Regions from separate parts of the Homo sapiens genome. Here region 1 is linked to region 2. Evidence: chromatin loops called from intact Hi-C (ENCODE). Cell type or tissue: A673. All regions are shown on one strand. Links, peaks and the distances in the headings refer to the core of each region. The heading gives the core; the rest is flanking DNA.

Evidence for each region. Hi-C counts contacts between places; a loop is a spot of excess contacts. Peaks named below come from ENCODE experiments on the same cell type or tissue, not always from the same donor. Only the 100,000 strongest peaks of a DNase experiment are listed, where the experiment ranks them.
Region 1: a loop joins it to region 2, with 4 times the contacts of the local background. A loop is called at or near these places in 1 of 110 quality-filtered maps.

Annotation. Positions count from the first base shown.
Region 1 is chr18:25,981,744-25,993,981 of GRCh38, forward strand. No RefSeq gene overlaps it. Among named protein-coding and RNA genes, the nearest start is that of SS18, 100 kb to the right of the region's middle. In A673, for the core only: a CTCF peak has its summit at 4,461; a DNase peak (open chromatin) is centred at 4,428; H3K27ac peaks cover 825 bases.
Region 2 is chr18:26,038,491-26,050,728 of GRCh38, forward strand. SS18 (SS18 subunit of BAF chromatin remodeling complex) reads right to left here. Exons shown (of 11, transcript NM_001007559.3): 6 at 799-966; 7 at 65-169. Among named protein-coding and RNA genes, the nearest start is that of SS18, 46 kb to the right of the region's middle. In A673, for the core only: no CTCF peak of the experiment used is centred there; no DNase peak of the experiment used is centred there.

The sequences.
Region 1 (12,238 bases), core at 2,312-7,311, 58 kb before region 2:
ATTAGCTGGGCATGGTGGCGTGAGGCTGAGGCAGGAGAATCACGTGAACCTGGGAGGTGGAAGTTGCAGTGAGCCGAGATCACGTCAGTGCACTCCAGCCTGGTGACAGAGCGGGACTCCGTCTCAAAAAAAAAAAAAAGGAAAAAGAAAAAGAAAAAGGGAGGCAAATACACACCTATCTGCATGAAGTTCATTGCCTTATGTTCCTAAAGGTAAAAAAAGATTTAATTATGGCAAAGTCCAATCAACCACTAATGGTAACTAGTATATCAACCAAAAGGTCAAAGTCAGCTTTGTAGCTGAGCCAGCCTCTATAGATTCTTCTCCTTCTCTCCCAAAATATGCTTGCTTTTCAGTTGCCATCATGATTATATTCAATATAATATTTTGCTACATAGTGTTTGCTTTTATTTCTAGCTGGCATTTCAGTATAGCCATGACTTTCACAGTCTCAAGATCATGTATCACCTGAGAAAATAATGAGCCAAAATGCTTGAGTCCAGGAGAAATTTCTACAGAGCTGTCTTTTGACTGTGTTCACACAGAGTGTGGTGTTTCTTGTCATGGGATAATAATCTGAGAAACAACATCTGGCCAGATCCACTACTTGGTTTCAAACTGCACACTACTTTAATATGTTAGAATAAACATTCCTTGAGTGCCTATTACACACAAGGAACAAAAGAACAGAGGAACAACTCTTACAGCTAAGTTATTTTGTCTTATTTCTTCAAGACTTTTCTTCTCAAATCCATCACGAGGGCCTCCCATCCAATTTGAAAGGTCTCTGTGGCTGTCCCCACTCCTGGAAGTGTTCACATCAGCCCTGGGAACACTATCAATTCAGGAGAGGCCTTGAATATGGCTTTTCAACTCCCCATGGAAGCACTCTCCCAACCATCTCAAAGAGCAGAGCTCTTGATAGCAAATCAAACATAATTTTAGTTAATATGTTTCTTAGTCATCTCAGTTTAATTTTTTGCCCTCCTCCCTCCATGGGCCGTTTTTCATACGACTTCCAATGGTATGAACAATTTCCCAGCCTCTTGAAACTCTATGTGCTTAGCACTGTGGGACCTAATCAGGTTTTCTGAGCAGCTCCATGCTGTGTTCTTAGCACTCTGGGGCAGTGGAAGACAGCTCTAAACTAAACTGGGGGAAAATATGTTTTCCCTCCCCTATTCCCAAGTCTGTAGTTGGCTCTCAACAAGTTTGCTTCTGATATAGTAGCCAGTTATAAAACCTTATCCTCATATTGAGAATCACTGCCCTCAAGACACATCCAAAGATGCTGAGAGACTTCTGATATCCGACAGTGATTTGTGAGAGACAAAGGAGGGAGCACTCAAGACAGCAAGTCTCTGTGCTGGATGCTGGATTTGTGTATCATTGGCTGGGCAGAGACATGCGCATGGGCAAGTAAAATCTCATTTTGGCAAAAGCCCTATCAGTTTAAGCTATCTGCTGCAATGTGGACTATTTGTCCAACTGAGACGTTCTTTAACTTGGAGGGACTCTTCATTCTATTCTCCTCAATGCTCCCTGGTAAATTTTTTCTTTTCCACATGGTAAGTTTTTGGTTTCTAAGCCTTTTTTTCTAAGCTTGCCTGGAGCTTCATACAACCACTTTTATAAAGGAGGATTACCAAGAGAGAATATGCAAACAGAATTATAAAGTTTCGACAAACGCTGACTGATTTGAAAACTAGAAACAAGTTCGAGTCAGCCATTACGATTTAGAAAAACAAACCTCACTTAGAATAATAGGATGCTCTGATTCATTCCCTACTTTATACTTTGTAAATTAGGCTGCCGTGCTCATTATTCACCCCTCAGGGTTGGCAAGAAGAGCACTGGCACCCTAGGTAATATTTTTTGGCAACCCCTCCCCAAAACAACAAAGCCAGTCCCCCACCGCTCTCTCCTCTCCATTCCTCAGGTCGCCCCATCTCTCTAATTGGTATTCATCCAACGCTGAACAGTAGCTATCAGTACTTGATGATTAACAGCCTTGTGAGACCTTATGATAGCAGCAAGAGTTGGCTCTTGTATCCACCATTTAAAAGGGATGCATGAATGTGAGATTCTTGTTTCAAAGAGGTACAGATGGATGGCATTGTGTTGCCACCATCTGAATGGGTAGCAGGAACAAGGGATGTGTAGTTCAACAAAGTGAAGAGGAACACCACAATCCCTCTGCAGTGTTCCCCGCAGCATCGCCATATCCTGGGTAACTTTTAAAGCTTGATCTGAGTCTGCATCACTCAAACATGAATCAACCACTTGATTGTTTAGTGTTGAAATGCCCCTTTGCATTTCAAAGGGCCTTACAATCCTCACTTTTCCCACATTCTGACTTCTGTGCCATCACACCCCTTTTACTCCCACCAACCCCAAATTCAGAATTCCCAACTCCCTATCTTATAACACCTTCACTGAGTCATAGGACATTGGATGTTCATCTCTACTGATAGACTAACTAGAGAGCAGCCCAGAGGTACATGCAGAAATCTACTTCTCTTCTGAATGGCCCTGAAAGTCTAGTTATGAAGAATTTTGCATGTAAGGATTATGCTTCCACCATATGGGGCTCTTTGCTTTGCAGTGAGTTGGGCACAGGATTTCAGAAACATGTTTTGGGTCTCATGGAACTACCAAGTATTGTTTGGATTGCACCAGATTTTACAAGCCATCGAGTAAATTGTAAATACTTCTGGATACTGGTGCACATTTTATAAATAATTCTGGCAGGGTTTTAATTCTCTAGGACTTGAGGGGTTTGTTATATTCAATTTTGTATTATTTGTTCATTTCCATGTGGCCTTATTTCTGCAAACACAATTTCTTGAAAAATGGAATTAAGTCCAGATTTGGCAAATACAAAGGGATGATATGTAACATTTCTCTCATAAAGTGGTTCTGAGCAAAGGCAAAATGAACTCATTTATACTTAGTAAAACATCATTGTAAATTTATATATAAACATCAAAAGACAAACTGATATTTTAAATTTCATCAGTCTTTACAGTTGCTATTCTAGCATGTCTTTAGAGTGACAAGAACTCTCTCTTTTGGTCAGTTTTAGACCCAGAACCTCACAGGGCCAATACATTTGACTAGAGGAGGCAATGATTAAGGGGCACCAGTGACAAATTCCCTTCAGAAGAACTATTTCTTTTCAGAATACTTCACACTTAACTATCTGCACTGATTCTGCAGAGTGACCCAAGGAGAGAGAAAATGGCTCTACTGCCTTTTTTTTCTTTAAGAGATGGAGTCTCACTCTGGAGTGCAGTGACAGGATCATAGCTCACTGCAGCCTCGACCTCCTTGGCTCAAGTGATCCTCCCACCTCAGGATCCCAAAGTGTTGGGATTATAGCCGTGAGCCACTGTGCCTGGCCACTACTACCTAATGTTTAAAAAAATTCTGAGCTGGCTGGGCTCGTTGGCTCACGCCCGTAATCCCAGCACTTTGGGAGGCCGAGGCAGGTGGATCACAAGGTCAAGAGATCGAGACCATCCTGGCCAGCATGATGAAACCCTGTCTCTACTAAAAATACAAAAATTAGCCGGGTGTGGTTGTGGGCACCTGTAATCCCAGATACTCAGGAGGCTGAGGCAGGAGAATCGCTTGAACCCGGGAGGCGGAGGTTGCCGTGAGCCAAGATCGTGCCGCTGCACTCCTGCTTCACGACAGAGCAAGACTCTGTCTCAAAAAAAAAAAAAATTCTGAGCTGTTCATATGATTATGTTCTCTCTGCCTAAAATACTCTTGAAGCAGATGTCGTGATGGGAGCCCTTCCTGGCCTCCTACTTAAAATTGTAACCCCTCTAGCCTGAATCCCAATCCTCCTTTTCTGCTTTATTCTTCCCCAGGCCACTGCACACACACACATCCACACACGTGCGCGCACACACACACAAACACGCACTCCTTACTAGAAATCTCCTTGAGGAAACAGATTTTTGTCTTTTTTAAAGTTCACTCTACAAAAATAAAAAGTAAAATAAAGTTCAGTCTAAAGTTTTAAAGTTCACTCTGAAGTTTTAAAGATCACTCTGACGTTCCCCAGTTCCTGGAATAGTGCCTAGCACAGGAGACACACTCAATAAGTATTTGTTGAATAATCAAATGAATGCAAACCCATAAACAACATATGTACAAAAACACACTCTTAAAACCACACCTTTAGTGTAGAGCCTACACTTCAATATTCACTTTTCCCCAGACTTTGTTTCATTAGGACTAAGCCTGTATTTGATATTTCTTTTAGCCTGCTTTCATCTCTATAGAAAAGTCTGAGGTGGGAAAAAATGGATTTCCTGAATTCTGCACTTGACTGGAAGTAATTAGCCAAGCTTTTTATATGACTACTGAATGGCTTTATTTCCTCAACAGCCTCCCTCTTCAAGTCCTTCAGTATGCACTGACTGTCTCCACCAGGCCACACAACACCACTGCAATTCTTGCTCAATCACTAAATCCACATGGACAATTCTCTTTCTCTCTTTTTTCTTAATTTTTCTTTCTTTCCTTCCTTCCTTCCTTCCTTCCTTCCTCCCTCCCTCCCTCCCTTCCTTCCTTTTCCTTTTTTGTAGCCAACATACCACATTTGCTGGGTTGGCAGCTCACTTCATTGCATACATCTTGCCCTCCTGGCTTCTAAATGCTGTCTCCCTGATTTCTGGCTAATCTTCAGCCGGCTGTGCACATCCATTAAATGCTAGATTATTCAGGGCTCGACCTATCACCTATAATCAATGACTCCCAAATGTCTGCCTCCAGCTCAGCTCTTGCCTCTCAGTTTCACGCTTGTATTTCTACCTGCTCATGTGTCACCTCCCCTTGCTGTCCCACAGCCACCACCCCCGGGGCCCACATACCCAGAACCGTCCTGCTCGTCTCCAGGTGCTCTCACGGGAGGGCATCACCATCTGCCCGCTTGACCAGTTAAAAACCTTGGACCTTCCTCTCACCCTCAAACTACCTCCATGTGAGAGTAGTCAGCAAACCAAGGGCAAAAGCAGAGGCTTTACGGGGGCAGAGCAAAGCCAGGCTTGAACCTAAACTCTGTGAGATCTTGGGCAAATCACTTACACTCTCTGAGCCTTAACCTTCTCACATGTAAAGTGGAGATATTTATTATCTAATACAATATCTGGCTTTAAATTTGTCATAAGGCCTCATTTAATCATTTTACAAAAAGGTACGCATCAGGTGCTATGCTAGGCAGTAGGGTTTAACAGTGAATAAAGTAAGCTGCTGCTCTCTGGAACAAGTGAGATAATGAGGTACAGCTTTTTATCCTTAATCTAACAGAGCTCAGAACACAGAGAATAGTTTCCATTCTCAGCAAATGGAAGCTATTTTTATTATTATCCCAGTCACTATGATCTATTAAATCTACCCTATCAATACATATTAAATCCATACCAACCCCCTTCTTCCTGCCCCACCCCCCACCTCAGTTCAGGCTCTTAATATTTTTTGCCTGAATTATTTGCTGGAATTTCTCACCTTCTAAAATGTTTTCCAGGCCAGGCACAGAGGCTCAGGCCTGTAATCGTAACACTTTGGGAGGCCAAGACGGGCAGATCACCTGAGGTCAGGAGTTCAAGACCAGTCTGGCCAACATGGTGAAACCCTGTCTCTACTAAAAATACAAAAATTAGCCAGGTGTAGTGGCATGTGCTTGTAGTTCCAGCTACTCAGGAGGCTGAGGCAGGAGAATCGCTTGAACCCAGGACAGGGAGGTCGCAGTGAGCCGAGATCACGCCATTGCACTCCAGCCTGCGTGACAGAGTGAGACTCCTTCTCAAAAAAAAGCTTTTCCTACTACCATTTGTACCACGGTGTTCATGCAAATATTTAAGCACCTACCTTGTGTTAAGCACTATTTAAAAATCTGAGGCCATGACAGTGAACAAAACAGACCCCAAAAATTCTTGCTGTCATGGAAGTGACATCCAAGTGGGTCATACTTACCTCACTTTAATTCATTCTCCACAATGAGGTCAGAATGAATGATGTTCCAAACTTTACGCTCAACCTTCAGGCCTCAGCTGAAAAGCCATGTGTTTTTCCTCATCCCTTAAACAGGGTTGGGTGCCCAGGACAGCTGTCCTCCTAGTGTCCTGTCTTTCTTCATTATGGTCTTCATCACTCTTGAAACTTTTTAAGGACAAAGTTCAAACTGTTTACCAAGGTATAATCTGTAGTCTTTGCGACTGCTCATGGGCCCAGCTCATGTCCTGCCACTTCCTCGTGAGCACAATCTGTCCCCACCACAGCAACTTACCAGCAATTCCCCAAATGCATGGCATGCTCTCAGCTCTCTAGGCCTTTGCTCATGCAGGAGCTAGCATTTCTTGAGATCTCTTATACGTCAAATGTGGTACCAGGAACGTTTAATATATTATCTCATTTAGTCCTCAAAACAACCTATCTCAGTCAGAAGTTTTGTTTTTATGTCAAGGGACAGAAACCGGTTTATGCATAAAGGAGACCTACTGATTAATAGCAGCAGAGTCCAGGGGTAAAATCCGTGTCAGGCTTGGCCTCACTGCGGAAAGAGCAAGAATCTTGGGGCCTGGTTTTCCTTTTCCCGCTTCTGAGCTCTGGTTTCTTTATATTGGCTCCAAACTTCCTATGCCCAGTGTAATTTTAGGTTCAAGATTATCCAGAAGAGAGAGCTCAAAAAATGAGAATTCAAACAAAAATCTAAAAATTGAGTCTGGCTGGCCCTCCTCATGTGTCCATTCCTGAACCAATAGATGCAAGGCGCCAATTGCCCTGTGTCCAAGACACACACCTCCCCTCAAAGCTGAGAGTGAACTCCGAGGTTCACCCACAGATAAGACATGGTTTCCCCAAAGCAAAATTAGCCTACAGTATAACCAAAAAGGGAGGGGAAATAATAACAAAATTAACAAACACCTATTAACTAAAACCATGATCACAAATAATGCCCTCCCTTCCCCAACACTGCCCTCCCCTTTTTTTTTTTTTTTTTTTTTACAGTTTTGGCAACTAAAGTGCATAAAGATTAAGCCACTTGCCTAGAATGACAGAGGCCAGTTCTCTTTTGTGTGGCCACTGCTTTTTAATGCCTCTCTGTTCCCTTTACTTAGAATGGTCTTATCCTGTCTCCTCACCTGTCAAACTCCTAAAGGTGCTTTGAAACTCAGCTCAAGTGTGATTTTTGAAAGCCTTCATATACACATCTTCTCTACTATCCCAGCTGATAAACTCACACTTCACTGAGCACCCCCTTACTCCCATAACTTCCCGTATATTCCTCCATAAGCCTTGACTTTTGTTTGTCTCTGCAGAAAACTATGACTTAGGCTAGGCGTGGTGGTTCACTCCTATAATCCTAGAACTTTGGGAAGCCAATGTGGGCAGATCACTTGAGGTCAGGAGTTTGAGACCAGCCTGGCCAACATAGTGAAACCCTGCCTCTACTAACATACAAAGAAATTAGCTGGGTGTGGTGGCACATGCCTGTAATCCCAGCTACTTGGGAGGCTGAGGCAGGAGAATTGCTTGAACCCGGGGGGGCAGAGGTTGCAGTGAGCAGAGATGGCGCCAGTGCACTCCAGGCTGGGCAACAGAGTGAGACTCTGTCAAGAAAGCAAGAAAGAAAGAAAGAAAGGAAGAAAAGGAAGGAAGGAAGGAAGGAAGGAAGGAAGGAAGGAAGGAAGGAAGGGAAACTGTGATTTATTCATCTGTAGACCCCCTGTGAGACTCGAAAGGAAGGAAGGAAGGAAGGAAGGAAGGAAGGAAGGAAGAAAGAAAGAAAGAAAGAAAGAAAGAAAGAAAGAAAGAAAGCTGTGACTTATTCATCTGTAGACCCCCAGTGAGACTCTGTCAGAAATAAGAAAGAAAGAAAGAAAGAGAAAGAAAGAGAGAGAGGGAGAGAGAGAGAGAGAAAGAAAGAAAGAAAGAAAGAAAGAAAGAAAGAAAGAGAGGGGAAAAAAAAGAAAGCAAGGAAGAAAGAGAAAGAAAGAAAGAAAGAAAACTGTGACTTATTCATCTGTAGACCCCTGGTGCCCAGTACAGTGGTTAATAAGTTTATGAATAAAATTGAACTAACGTGGTGCTTTAATTTCACAAAATAAAAGGTAGCTCATTGGCTACATTATCCGCATGAGGAAAACTGAGGCTCTGAGAAGTTATGTGTAACTCTCATGTTACAGGCTCTTGGGTGCTGGGTCACCAGGGGTTGGTGCTGGGCTGGATAACTGAGCTAAAAGAGGGTCAGAGGGAAGTAAGTCTGAATTGCAGTGAAGTGAGTGTGAATCTATATTCTAAACAATGTTGGGAGTTAAGAGAGGGACAAGACAGAAAAATACAATGCTTGGCAGCAAGTGGGCGTTCACTAAGCAAGGAAGGTTCTGGATAATAGCCATGAAACAATAGAACTGTTCACGCGTCCAAGATTTATATTTACTGGCAACTGGGTGGGATTATTCAGGAAATGTTGAAGCCGGGGCTCAAGCGGAGGTTCTCTCCTTCAAAGTCAAATGCTGTTTACATCGTTTTTTAAGGTATAAAGCTCTTGGCTTACCTTAATCCACTTTTATGGGTTATAGGTGTCATTCTCATCTAAAAATTTAATCGATAACTTTCCTATGTGACTCAAGGTTCAGAATCAATGTAGAAATAGAATATTTAATAAAATATTCATTTCCATCTTTATGTTAGCAGCAAAATGGCAAGCGAGGCAGAAAGAGAATTAGGGGGCACGTCGCTTCAAATACCATGGCAAACAGGGTGCACCCTGCCTTCTCCGGACTCCAACAGGGCTAGCCCCTGCTGCCCAGTCTTGCCGGGTACAGAGGATCCCAGTACCAGGAAGAGCAGCCTAATACCCGGCTGCTCAGATTAGACTTACTGTTCTGACCAAAGGCACTGATAACAGTGGGCAAGAAAACTGCCTTCCAGGAAGGGCGAGGTATTCAGAGAAAACGATCCTTTGTTTCCCGGAAGAAGGTAAAAATGATTCACAAGAGGGGGAAACATGAATAGACATGACACAATGACAATATTTTGGCCTACTAATAATGTGATTTGGAGGACTTTTTTATGATTCCTGTTTTGAGAGAACTATTTTAAAGTCTTTCACCCATCAGGCAGACCTAGTACTGTTAGCTAGACCGATTAATTTTACATCTGTTCTAACATAAATAGCCAACAGGCATATTATTTTCAGATTCCTAAAGGTTAGTGAATAACAGTGGAATTAATTCTTGGTACATATGATAACAAACATGCTCTCCCCCTATTTATGTCCCATTTTTTTTTTAATAGATGACACTTAGCAGAGCTTCCATTTACAGTCGTCCCTGGTTTCCTACCAAGGTAACATGATCCTTTGGAAATTTGGAACTACAAGGTTTTGGAATCTGTATTACAAGGATGCTACAAAATTATGAAATTCACCAAAACTGTCATCCTGGATTTGGTTTGGATATGCTCCTAGTAACAGTTAACATTCGGTCTTCCTCATGGATTTACCCTGAGACTAGATTCTCTATCCAAGTCTAACCCAACTGGGGAAAGAGGACATATATATTTTAAAATATCACATTTCATTACTTTAGCACTGAATTGAACACTATTCAAATAGAAAGAATAGAAGAATACCTCTGGAAGCCTAGGCCTTCAGAGAATATCAAGATGAATTAATTATTGTCGTTGCCCCCAAGAAGTATATAATCTAGCAGGAGGCTAAGACAGTAGGCTGTGATCACTTATATTAGAGAGCTTCATTCAAAATACAATGTGGATTCAAAAGAAAAAGATGGGTTGAGAGATAGAGGTTGTTGCAATTGAGAAGAGCCTTGAAGGATTTTAATAGTAATCTATGGGGGTCGGGAGGAGAAGAATAGAAAGTTGAGGATGTCCCAGAGGGCAGGAATGCATGGGACACTCTTACTGTTGATTTAGAAGAACTTCATGACTCAGCTGGATGCAGTGGCTCACACCTGCAATCCCAACACTCTGGGAGGCCGAGGCGGGAGGCCAGGAGTTTGAGACCAGCTTTGCCAACATGGTGAAACCCCGTCTCTACTAAAAATACAAAACTTAAGCGGGCGTGATGGTGTGTGCCTGTAATCCCAGCTACTCAGGAGGCTGAGGCAAGAGAATTGCCTGAACCTGAGAGGCAGAGGTTGCAGTGACTTGAGATGGCGCCACTGCACTCCAGCCTAGGCAACAGGACAAGACTCTATATCAAAAAAAAAAAAAAAAAAAAAAAAGAACTGCATGACTTATCTTTCTCTGCAGAAACAAATTGAGTATTAAAACTGCTCCATAGATTTGTTTACATTTTGTTTTAATCATCACTGCTGTTGATCACAAATCAGTAAGCAAATCCTTAAATCTGTGAACATATCAATAGAATCTGAATAAATCGAGCTAGTTTAATGGCTAATATGAATACACTGGATTTTCTTTTAATGATTCAATTTGTTATCTGCCAATTGACCCCAAAGTTCTGGTCCAGGTATAGACAACATGTAGACAAGGAGAGCTCAAAGTTGGAACTCACCCCTTGGTTCATGCACACATGGTATTACGTAGAGCCACTGCCTCCACTTTCGCAACAGGTTTTTCAGAAACCACTACCCTGAGAAATAGTAGTAGTAACTATTTATTAGTGAAGTTTCATCATACATTGTGCATCTTTCCTTTCCCTTTTCTTCAGCAATATTGCAGAGGAAGAGTAAGCTTAACATAATATACATGATCATAACCCAGCAGAATGAACTGTAACCAAGGAGAACGGCTTCATCTAGTACAAGAGATGCAAGGGCTCTTTACTTGGACTCAGATGTCCTCAAATGACCACCTTCTCTATCTCTTTAGGTTGCCCTACCTGGAAAATAGGGCTAATTCAACTAACCTAGATAACTCAGACATGATGGGAAAATTAGCTATTTAGGGTTCATTGAGTGCATTCAATATGAAAAGCACGACGTATGTCACAAACACAGGGCTGTGACTTCAGGGGAGACAAGAAACAGCAGGCACAAATGAACTTTTAAAAAACAAAGGCCCTATTCTCATGTAAATACTCCACAATAAAGGCTATGGAAAGAAAGCAGCAGGAAATATAAAATATAAACAGAATATTTTCCATGAGGAGTCAGCAGATTTTATCAAGTTAATAAATTATTACAATACAGCATATAAAATCAAACTCATGCAGAATCAGACCAGAGAATATAATGTGTGGCTGCTGGGATTATCTGGTGGGAAGGATCTCATTGATTTTTATAGAGCACTGGATCTGGGAGATTTTAAAATTAGGCAAGGATGATGACCCAGTTTGGGTGGGAAAAGCTTAGAGAATCCATTCAAGGAAGAATATAGCCCAAGAAGTCTCTGGAGGTAGAGTTATTTTTAACCTTTCAGACCTACATGACATAAGGAGAATTCTGAAAACTGAATGCAAAGAGGAAACATTTTATGAACTTCAGTATCCATTTCTCATCGTCATCACCCTGGCACAGAATTTTAAAAGAGTGGCAAAGTTTATTTACACTTAAATAGAGATTTGAGGAAAATAAAATCAAACTTGCTTTCTTGTTTTTACCAGCATATGTGAGAACAAAGTTGGATGAATTTTCTTTTGGGCTCTGATGAGACCAAGAAATCCTTATACAAAATAAAAACCATAGCATTAAATACAAAACATATTAGAAGTGGGTATGTCAAATTTAAAAATCAGTGGTGGCCAGGTACAGTGGCTCATGCCTGTAATCCCAATGCTTTGGGAGGCTGAGGAGGGCAGATCACTTAAGGTCAGGAGTTCAAGGCTAGCCTGGCCAACATTGCGAAACCCTGTCGCAACTTAAAATACAAAAATTAGCCCGGCCACCACACATGCCTGTAATCCCAGCTACTCAAGGGGCTGAGGCAGGAGAATTGCTTGAACCTGGGAGGCGGAGGTCGCAGTGAGCCGAGATTGCACCACTGCACTCCAGCCTGGGTGACACAGTGAGACTGTCTCAAAAAAATAAAATAAGAAAAATCAGTGGAAAATTTGTAGGAACACTGAGAACTACAAAAAAAATTGTGTATTAGTTAGCTATTGCCAAAAACAATGCTGCATAACAAGCAAAACACTGGTTTTGTGCCACCAAAACCAGTGGCACACAAGAAGCACTTGTTTTCATGGTTCTATGAATCAGACAGGTGATTTTGCTTCACAAAGACTGTGTCTGCT
Region 2 (12,238 bases), core at 4,058-9,057:
TAACTCTCTACATTAATATTAGGCAGGGATAGAAAATGGGAAAGTTAACATCAGGAGAGATTACCATCAGGGTAATATTGCTGGTTCATGCCTTCTGGAGGACCTTGTCCACCATGACTGTATTGGTCCCCGTAATAGTCTTCCTGGCCTGAGTACTGCTGTGGTGGGCCTGAAAAACCACAACCAGTCAAGATATAAATAATGTGTTCTCTATGTCATCAAAGGCTTTCTTTCTAATTTGATATTATGAAAGATTATTTCTCAACTATAGATTCCCATCTCATAATTTGGCATTTCAGATACTTTTAGCTATTCATATACATATGCATACATACACAGCAGCTCCACATACCACATTTACTAAAATCAATGTTAAGACCATACATGCAGTATCAAAAAATACCAACTCAGAAAAACAAATGCTAACTTCTTAAAAATAGGTTCAAACTAGTAGCAAATTTATTTCCTTTTAATTTTGATACTACAGTGCTGTGAAGTAAAATTGGGTTTATTCCTGACCCTTTATAACTTTTCAAAAACAAAACAGTATTTTCTGCTGTGAATTAGTGAGCTTTCGATATAAAATTGTATGGTATAACTTATTCCAGAAAATAACAGATAAGAAGTTCCTATCTTCTTCGTGACCCCTTTGTACTTACTAGAACCCTACCTTTTGTCAAAAAAAAAAAAAAAAAAAAAAAAAAAGAAAACGCCCTGACTTTGTCTAGATTAAAAGGTCATTAAAATTTAAAGCCTTTCAATTACATTAAGTAGCAAATTTTCCAAATGGAATCTTACCCTGTTGAGGAGGTCTATAGGGAGGAATCTGTCTCTGACCCATCATATGATTGCCTTGGTTAACTTGACCCATCATTCCCATAGGTGGCTGCTGTCCTTGGTAATGCTGTCCGCCTCCCTGTGGCATATTGTATTGCTGAGAAGGAGGCTGCTGATGCATCATTGGACCTGAAACAAGACACAACATTATACACATAATTTTTTGTATATAACTTTAACATCTCAAGAGAAATAAGATAATCTTTTATCATATAGTCCCAAAAATATATAATTAAATGCAGTAAAAACTGATTTCAAATAATAAAAATAAGTCTTTGAATTAAAATTCACATGCCTAAAATAATGTGCAAACAAAAGAAAATAACCAATCCATGGTGGTTAACTTGAAATCCACTGGAAGATGATTCTTAGTCATTTTTTAAAATAAAATGCATATAATATATGAACATCCTGAATGTGTGTATTTTCCATTACACACTATCTAATATTTATCTATACCATCTTTCTTGAGAAGATATCATCCTTATGCTACACTGGAAAATATACCAAAAGTAAACTTTACAAAATCACACAGCAAAACAGTGGTCAAACTAAGGAAAAGAAACCAAATCTCTAGATTTTTACTTTGTTCTCTTTTTCAATACTCACTCATTATATAATGGTAGACAGGAAAACTATACAAACACCGAATATAATTTCATAAGCTTTAATTTAGGACAAAATCTTAAAAAGTCTTCTTTCCCTTTCCCAACTACAAGATTTATAACCTAAAAAGGCCTCCTTCAAATCAAATGGCTATACTGCTTAATATGTTAAAAGACACATACATTACATAAAGACTCTCACACCTCTAAAAACAGGCAGAGACATGCAACAAGCTGTAGGCTAAGAAATCTGAACTACAGAGTTTCCAAAGTGAGCAATACTGGGGTAGCCAAACTACCACTGCTATAGTATCACACTGGCAACAGTAAAAATGTATCACAGGAAACAATAAACAATGGCCATAAAGTCCCACATTGCCATCTAACAATGTTAAGCAGCTCCTGAGAGGTTTACTGGGCCAAGTTACGGTATGGGGAACTCATCATTTTGCCATTATAACATTACTGTCTCAGAAGTATGGATGAGTCTTTTCCCAACTTGCTGCTTATATAGCTACATACTCCTCCTCCCCCTTGAGTGACATGGAGAAAATTTAAGTACAAAAGGCAAAGTACTAGACAGCCTGGAAAGGTTTCACAGATGAAACTGCCCAAATGAGCCAAAAGTTCACTATTAAATTACTTAACAAACAATTAAAAACAAAACAAGCCCACCTCTTCAAATATATTACTGACTTACAACAGCAGCAATGATGTAAGCAGAAAGACTTCACATTTCCAATCAGAAGAACTGTTTTATCTGAAGGAGTACTTTATCAGAGATAACTGTTTTTCTCCTATTTGCCTTCCGTGCTTCTGTTTCTTTTTTCCTCCTTTTCAATTTTATTCTCATAAATGTGAATGTAAGCCTCTCAAAAACTCTGGGACCTTTCTTTCAACAAGGAAATACAGTCTTAGTAGAGACAAACTGGCTGGGTGAGAGTAGAGGCGAAGAGAACTTAATACTGAAGGTACCCTACAACACTGCCAGTTACATGGTTTCACAGTCATTTCCTACAAACTCCTAACAATTACCAGAGGTAAGGACCCTAATTCTCAATTTTTTTAGCCAAGGAATCTAAAAATCAAGATTACACAGCTAATAGATAAAAACTGAGAATAAGACAAACCTCAAATTTTATTTTGAAGCACATGTTTGTTCTATTTTTCATTGCCTCTATTAAAACATAAGCTATAACAAATTCGTAAGCCAGGAGTGGTGGCTCACACCTGTAATCCCAGCACTTTGGGAGGCTAAGGTGGGTGGATCACCTGAGGTCAGGAGTTCGAGACCAGCCTGGCCAACATGGTGAAACCCCAACTCTACTAAAATGTACAAAAATTAGCCAGGCATGGTGGTGCACACCTGTAATCCCAGCTATTGGGGAGGCTGAGGCAGGAGAATCACTTGAACCCGGGAGGCAGAGGTTGCAGTAAGCTGAGATCATGTAACTGCACCCCAGCCTGGGCGACAAGTGTGAAACTCTGCCTCAAAAACCAAAACAAAACAAAACACGAAACAAATTCAGTAGTTCCGAAGCAAATAATTTGCAACAAAAAAGTTCCAAAACACTAGTTTAATAGCAGTTATAATTTTCAAATATATGTTGCATATACTAAACTATTAAACACTAACATTCATAATTTAATAGGTAACCTGATCGGACATTTATGTAATTCATTTTCAGTAAATGAAGGTTTTGCCTTTTCTTCTCCAACACTGTCTAAAGACCTCTTGTCTTAACAGAAGGTAACTATATAACTAAAACCTATAATATTAGAAACAAAAAGAAAGCAAAACCACAATAGCCAAAAGAAAAAAAAATCCAAAAAGATACATAACAAAACACTAAACCTTGCTCTAAAGGAAAGCAAAGTAATTGTAGCTTAAGCCCTAGATAGAAAAGACCATGCCACTTGTGCTTTATCTTTTGGGACTGTGAGCAGTTCCAATCCCAAAGAGCTCAATTACTACCCTTCTTTTACTGTCACTTCTCTCCCTCAGAGGATCCCAACATCATTCATGATCAAGCCTAAACCACAGAGAGAATGCAGTCAGCTAACACTACTAAAGCACAATACATTTCATAATTTTCCTCGAAGCCTTATCCATTAAAGAAAAAAAAAATTATGACTATGACTTCAATTCTGATTGTTTAGGAAGTATATTATTTTCCTTCTTAGGATAATGAAATTATGCTACACTGGCAATGTATATTATCTCTTGAGATACTAATGAAACTAAGAGAAGCAAACTCAAAAGGTTACCCCAAAATATGTTCTAAAAATTTGTACTGCAGAGTGAAATAGCATTATAAAATGCATCTTCTACAACCATTTTCTGCAAACAATGGTATCATACATTACTACAGACTTTAAGGTTATTCTTCATCTTTTACATAAACAATTTTGATGTTAAGACGCACTACAAAGCGTGATAATACATATGCAAAGACCCTACTGATGTCTTAATTACCTAGAATATATTTTTGCAAGTGTTTTGCAAGGGCATATAACAAACACTTATCATTAGCACATTATTTCTTCCCATTTTGAGTTTTATATTCTAATAGATATTCTATGAAAATAACATCCTTTATTTTAAACACATGTAAAAACCTCCCAAATTACCATATTTTATATTATTGGCATTCTTTTCTCCAATGAGATGGTTAATACTTAATTTTATCTTAAGTCAGTGGTCAAAAAAAAAAAAAAAGAATTTTCTTTTGAAGAGTAAGTCAAGGATCAAATTTATTGAGTACTTATTAGGTACAACACCCCAGGCTAGGAGCCATGGTAATATAGAGATGTGATGAGCACTGTCACTGTCTATAGTGACACACAATTAGGTAGACTGAAAAAAATAATTTTTAAATACTTAACTATAAGGAAAACATTGTTTTAATCTGTCAATTCTGAATAATGTAATTTTACAAATATTCTATATATATAGAACATTCATACATATACACATGTATTTCACATCCTCAGATACAAACCAATACACTAAAATTTTATAAAAATTGTATCATTAATCTACAAATTATTTTAAATAATATTGTTTAAAATGACAGCTAACATTTAATGAACACTTATTATTAGCCAGGCACTAAGCTAATAGCTTTACCTGTATTATTTCTCTTCCCCAAAGCCCTATGAAACGGGTAGTATTATTATCGACTTCTTCACAGACAACAACATTTTAAGGCTCACAAACATCAAGGACCTTACCCAAAGCTGTACTGCTACGAAAGGCTCTAAAGTAGCATAGCTACTAAATGGTCCAAAGCCCGTGCTCTTAATCACTATGTGTACTTCCTCTCCAAATTCAAATTGTACTTTTCCCATGCCACTATCTCCCATGAAAAGAGTTCTGTATAATATATCTCTATCACTGTAATATAAAAACCTTAAAATATAAGAAATTTCTTCACCCCACCTATCTTAAGACCATGAAACTCCATAGATAATACCCTCCTCAGGCCTATTTTCACATTCATATTTCATCATTTACTGCTTACATTTTACTATTTGTTCCTTAACCATTTAATCTCTAACCCAATTATAGCTCTTATTTGGAGTTATTTCTAATAATTTATTTGCAAGAATCCCTGTATTCCAAAAAACTCAATTAGCTAACTTACTATCTGCTTAAATAGCTGCTTAAAAAGAATAGGATTCTTTACTTACCTAAATTATACACCTGTCCACATCAAGAATTTTTAGTAGTTAATAAGATGTTTAGATACAATATCAAGGATAAAAGAACAAGAGCAAGTAAGAAAATGTAGGATGACTAGCCCAGTTCAGTAAGGTCACTGCAGCCAAGCACAAATTTAGCTGAGTTTCCAGCAACCAATGAAAAAATGGAAACATGATTCTAGCAAGTAAAGAGAACAACAGCTCATTAAAAGATACAAAATCTTTCATAACATTAGAACTTTAGAAAAAATCTCATAAAAGTTTTAAAAGGTATTAAAAATAATATCAATAACAATTTTGTTATTGTCATTTGTTTCTTTAGTGACACAGACCATCTTTACACACAGTTATTCATACTAACCATTTCTTCAAGCTGGTTATTCTCAACTGTGGGCAGTTTTGTCCCTCAGGGGACACTTACAGCAAGAGGATACCTATCTAGCTAATCAGTCAACAAATAGGATAAAGCAGTGAACAGAATAAGACACAGTTCTTCACTTCATAGAACTCAGAGTCTAAAGAAAAATAATTAAACACATATTTTTTAAAATTATGTAATTATAAGTAGTACTGCTTAAAGGATTCTAAGTATAGGCTACTATACTTAAGTGAATTTGCCTAATAATTTAAAATATAGTGAAGTAAGACGTGTTTTTTATTTTATGTTGTATGCTTTTCATATTTTTTTAGATTTTTTTTTTTTTTGAGACGGAGTCTTGCTCTGTCACCCAGGCTGGAGTGCATGGTACAATCTCGGCTGACTGCAACCTCCGCCTCCCAGGTTCAAGCGATTCTCCTGCCTCAGCCACCCGAGAAGCTGAGACTGCAGTTGCACACCACCACGTCCGGCTAATTTTTGTATTTTTAGTAGAGACAGGGTTTCATTATGTTGGCCAGGTTGGTCTCAAACTCCTGACCTCAGGTGATCCACCCACCTCGGCATCCCAAAGTGCTGGGATTACAAGCATGAGCCACCACACCTGGCCAAGATTTTTCAAATTTAACATCAGTTATTTTAATAATCAGAAATATTTACTGATTACTAAAATCAGAAAAAAATCAGAAAAATTTAGTAAATTTACTTAATTGGGATTTCCTGTAGCTCCTTTCATCCTGGATGGGGGTTTTGGGCCAAGCAGGGGGGTAAAGGATCGAGATTGGAGACTGAGATCAACCACATGGACAAGCGATTAATCAAATCTACATAATACAGTCCCAATAAAAACTCTGAACACTAAGGCTAAGGGAAACTCCCCTGGTCAGCAATATACCCTGTGTGTATTATCACACATCTGTGAGAGGAACACAACACATAGTGACTGTTCAAGGAGAGGACAACACAAACTTTGCATTTGTCCTCCACATTTGATCAGTCAGCAAATCCGCTCTACCTTCAAAATACATGGTAAATATCCCACAATTGACTACTTCTGATTACCTCCATAGCTATCATACTATTTAAAGCCACGATCATCTCTTAAATACAACAAGAGCCTCTTAACAGGTCTCCCTATTTCACCCTTGCCCAATTACAGCCCATTTTCTATATAGCTGCCCAAAGGCATTTTTTGAAAACCATATATTCAGATCATGTTATTCCAGTGCTCAAAACTTTCCAGCAGTATATCTCCTTCCACAGAATAAAATCTAAAATCCTTATGGACTGAAAGACTTTCAAGGCCTAGCCTTCAACTATCTCTTGGACCTTATTTCTTATGACTTCCCACTTTCACTCACTCCGCTCCAGTTCGACGGGTCTCCTTGCTATACTTCAAACACACCAAGTATGCTCCAGTGCATACTTGCTGTTCCATCTGCCTGTGCCACATTCTTTTTCTAGGTATCTGCTCACCACCCTAAAATGGCATACATGCTTATTTTTCTTTTTCCTTTTACTTTGCATATTTCTCTTCATAACACATATCATCTGACATATTTGTATCTGAATCCTTAAGATAAATGAGTAGCTTTTAACCTTATAACATTCATATTGTTAGGAACTTACTAGCATTTCCCAAAGTGTCTATAAAACCTTATAGTGTTCACTTTGCATAGTAGGATCAGACCATATCAATGACCATGCAAGCAGAAATCATGCAAAACGATCTTAATAATCAGTAGGGAAAAAAATCATAATTATTCCATGGCCTTTAAAATTTTGGTCAAAACACTGAAAACTCTATTACTGTCAGTTAAAAATACATAGGGAAATGAGAAAATATTTAATTCACTGTAATTTTAAACATTAGAAACATTGAGAATTGGCCAGATGCAGTGGCTCACGCCTGTATGTACTCCCAGTACTTTGGGAGGCCTAGGTGGGTGGATCACTTGAGGTCAGGAGTTCAAGACCAGCCTGGCCAATATAGTGAAACCCCATCTCTACTAAAAATATAAAAATGTGCTGGACATGGTAGCATGTGCCTGTAATCCCAGCTACTCGGGAAGCTGAGGCAGGAGAATCGAAACACTTGAACCTGGGAAGTGGAGGTTGCAATGAGCCAAGATTGCACCACTGCACTCCAGCCTGGGTGACAGAGGAAGACTCCGTCTCAAAAAAAAAAAAAAAAAAAAGAAGTAGAAAAAAAAAGGAAAAAAAAAGAAACACTGAGAATTAAAGTGTTTCACTTCTTTGTAAAAATCCTGTCAAGAATAATTTAAAAAGTAGTTCCCTTCTCCTAATGGTATATATGACGATTTAGAGTAAGTCTCTTTTCCACGGCTTAGCAAATTGTCACACTCCTTTCTAAGTTTGGATTGGCATCCAACATTTTATCCTTTACACTTTCAAAGTTGTGAAATATTTCCAAGAATTTCTTTAATGTGAAATATTTTGCCAGTCTTGCTTCCTCTGGGACATTTTCATCCTTTTCATCACAACTACTTCTCTCATTTGTATCAATGAGTTCTCCTTCTTTAAGCACCTGCAGTGCATATCCAGATTCTCTGAAATGGCAGCAATGTCAGCATTTCCACAGTCAGCAATTTCTTCAGTACTCCATTTACACTGAATTTGGGTTTCATTTCTAGCATTATCATTTTTCATTTCTTTGTTGCACTTTTATCTATGTTGGCCAAGTCCCTCTTTCAATTATCCAGGTTTGTAAAATCTCATATAGGTTTACTGCTGGGAGCCAAGGAAGCAACACAACAACAAGCTTTGCTGTATGTGCATGAACTGACAGATGCACAGTGACCAATCACTGACAAAATCTAAAAGTAACATCCATCACTTATCATGACAGGCATCTGTTATTTATGTAGTGATTTGTAGACTGAAGAAAGAGCAGCTAAGAGTTCATACTTTATACAATTACTCTTAATGTGCTATGGTAACTGAAATTCAAATGGTGGTGCTGGGGGAACAGGTGTTATTTAGCTTAACTGCAGTAACTGATATTCATGTATATCAGAATTGCATACAGCAAGGCCTGCCTGTATTTCCATAGGATGTCTGTTTCCTCATGCACAGAATGATAGTAATAGTACCTTACCTACTACCTCAAGGATGTGAGAATTAAAGAAGACATGCAAAGGATTTTGATAGTTTTGTTTCTGTTAGCGCCTGGCACTAACAGGTACTTACTGAATATTAGCTGTTACCTTTGGAAAGTAATATGCCAAAAAAAAAAAAAAAAAAAAAAAGAAGAAGAAGAAAAGCTCCATGGTAATATACTCATGTTAACTGAAATCAAATCAGTTTCTTTAATAAAAATCTTCTCAGGCCTTTTAATAGTCTAATAAGCATGCTGAACCTTCCAAAGTATTTTACTAGTAATTAGTAAATCTATTAATACCATAACTTAGCAAATGCTGGGTCAAAGTTCTGATATAATTGGGAAAAATCACATTTTTTCATGAATATTACCATTTCAGAATCCTATCACTAAAACAAACTATTTTAAAAAGTTAAATTCCAGCCGGGCGTGGTGGCTCATGCCTGTCTGTAATCCCAGCACTTTGGGAGGCCAAGGCGGGCAGATCACAAGGTCAGGAGATTGAGACCATCCTGGCTAACACGGTGAAACCCCGTCTCTACCAAAAATACAAAAAAAATTAGCCGGGCATGGTGGCGGGCACCTGTAGTCCCAGCTACCTGGGACACTGAGGCAGGAGAATGGCATGAACCCAGGAGGCAGAGCTTGCAGTGAACCGAGATCATGCCACTGCACTCCAGCCTCAGAGTGAGGCGACAGAGTGAGACTCCGTCTCAAAAAACAACAACAAATAAAGGTTAAATTCCTACCTCTTAAAACTAACAAAATGTTTTTACATGTGAAATTCACATAAGGCAAACAGACTTAACCTATAAACAACTCCTTCAATAACAGACAAACCACAGAATATATGACATGAACAGGCAATTCATAGAAAACATGCAAACAGCAAATAAACATACAAAGTTATGCAACCTGACTAATAATTGAAGAAATTAAGTTTACAGTTTTCCGCTATATATTTAGCAAATAGGAAGACTGTCACTGGGTATGTAGTAAAGTAAGCATTTTATATGCTGTAGGAATGTGAATGTGGCCTCATGCAACCTTTATTGAAAACAATTTGGCAATGTCTCTCAAGTAGTTCAAGTATTCATATATTTTAATAATTCTATTTCTAGAATTTATCCTACAAAAATCTTGTACAAGTAATCAAAGACATAGCTACAAAGACATTTTTTCCAGAAGTATTTGTAAAAGACTAGACACATCTATCAAAAGTGAAAATGGCTTTGTTGTATTATAATACATCCATACAAAGAATGTTGCCATTTAAAAAATGAGAAAGATCTATATATACGAATAGCGGAGGTAAAGGAAATAAACTACCATGTAAAAATACATATGTAAAAGTAAATGCTAGGCCTATCTCAAGCACCTCCTTTTCGTCTATCTCTTAATAATCCATTGTGTAATAGTAAGAGATAATAAGATAATAATAAGAGAAAACAATCTCAGCTGTGGCAATACATGCTCTTTGCCCTTCATACTTATATAACGAATGTGAACAGTTTAGGTACTGAAAGAAAAATCTCCTTCTACTTTCATGTCAAGCCTCTGGGTCAGTCTAACCAAAGAGTACACTGACAGAAAGCACAGTGTTTTGAAGATATTGTCATTTGCAACTTAGCCACGTGAATCAACACTTTCTTAATACTATTAAAACACCCAGAAATAAATTAGATGCTGTGGCTAAAATAAGACAGTAGCTGATAAACCAATCTCAAATGTTTTTGTGTTCACCTTTTTAAAAAAGCTTGATGATTAGCCAACTGATTTTATAAAAATTATGCAAATGATTACCAAGTCAGGATTTTTACATGCATCATTTCACTTAATCTTACTTAGAGAAATTAAGTAATTTAGTCAAAGGTCCCACATACAGTAAGCTACAGGGGGCCAAGACATATCCAAATCTGAAGAATTACACACATGGAACTTACAAAACATATTCTTTAACACAAGCACTGCAATTTGTAAAATTCTTTATATTTGAATATATAATTAGTAAAATTCTGTTAAATGTGGAAAGCTATAATTACTAATGCCTGATAATGAAAAATACACAGGTATCTGTCCAATATAACATCTTCAGAAATCCCTTCTACACAATTTGCCTTTTCATACACTGAATGTACTTGTTGATTAAATAAACATTTTTCAGACAGGTGATCATATAACACTTGCTTTTTACTGAAGAAATGAAAGAAATAAATAAGATTTTGTGTGTCCATCCTCAGGCATTTTTCTAGGCACCTGGGATACAGCAGAGAACACACTTCCTGCTTTTATAGAGCTTGTTGAATTCTAGTGAAGTTTATGCTCTATATGCAAATAAGTTTATGTAGGAAGATGGTGGTTTACTCTGAAAACTGGAGTTACTCTTTTTGTTTTTTTAGAGACGGTCTTGCTCTGTCACCCAAGCTGGAGTGCAGTGACACCAGCAAACTCACTACAGCCTCGAAGTCCTGTGCTCAAGTGAACCTCCTGCCTCCACCTCCAAGTAGCTGGGACTGCAGGCACAAGCTACCACGCCCAGCTAATTTTCACATTTCTTTTTGTAAAAAATGCAAGTCTTGCCATCTTGCCCAGGCTGGTCTTCAACTCCTGGGGTCAAGTGATCCTCCCATTTCAGCCTCCCAAAGTGTTGAGGTTACAAGCAAGGGCACCAACGCCCAGCCAGATCTTTCTCTTAAGGTTCAAAATGACAAAAAAATAAACTTTATCTGGGTAACAGTGACAATAACATGGGAAAATATATGTTGGATTGACTATTATACTTAAGCAACATTTTGCCAGCAGTTTAAGAAACAAATTAACATAAAAATTGGGCCCAGCGCAGTGGCTTGCGCCTGTAATCCCAACACTTCGGGAGGCTGAGGTGGATGGATGGCTTGAGGTCAGGAGTTCAAGACCAACCTGGCCAACATGTCTCTACTAAAATACAAAAATTAGCTGGGCGTGATGGCAGGCACCTGTCATCCCAGCCCCTAGGAAGGCTGAGGCAGAAGAATTGCTTGAACCCAGGAGGCGGAAGCAGCAGTGAGCCGAGACTGCACTTCTGCACTCCAGCCTGGGCGACAAAAAGTGAGACTCCACCTCAAAAAAAAAAAAAAATTTGTGCTAAAGTGCTCACCTGGAAGCAATAGACCCTCTAAGAGAACACAGAGAAAAACATTTTGCAATACTAGCTTAGTTGCTGAATTAAAACAAATAAAAATAAATAATAATAAACAGAAAAACTTTCAATGTAAAATATGCAGCTTATTTTTATAAAAACTAAGAAAATGTTTTATAATGAAATGAATATTAAAACTTCATTAATAAAACTCTTCAATCATCCTCTAGCATCTAGTAAAAAAATTCATTAATAAAACTCACCATGAACTTCTTTATTAAAAGGTAACATATAATTAAAATGCTTTTATAAGAAACTCATATGATTAAAAAACTAGGTGCTGCCAGAACACTGTATAACTTTCTTTTTTGGTAACTGTAATTTTGTGTTCTTTTGATTCTGAAATATCAAAATTTAAATGAAGTTTTTTATTTGTCCTAAAGAGATTTTTAAAACAATAAAGATTTCCGGTGAAA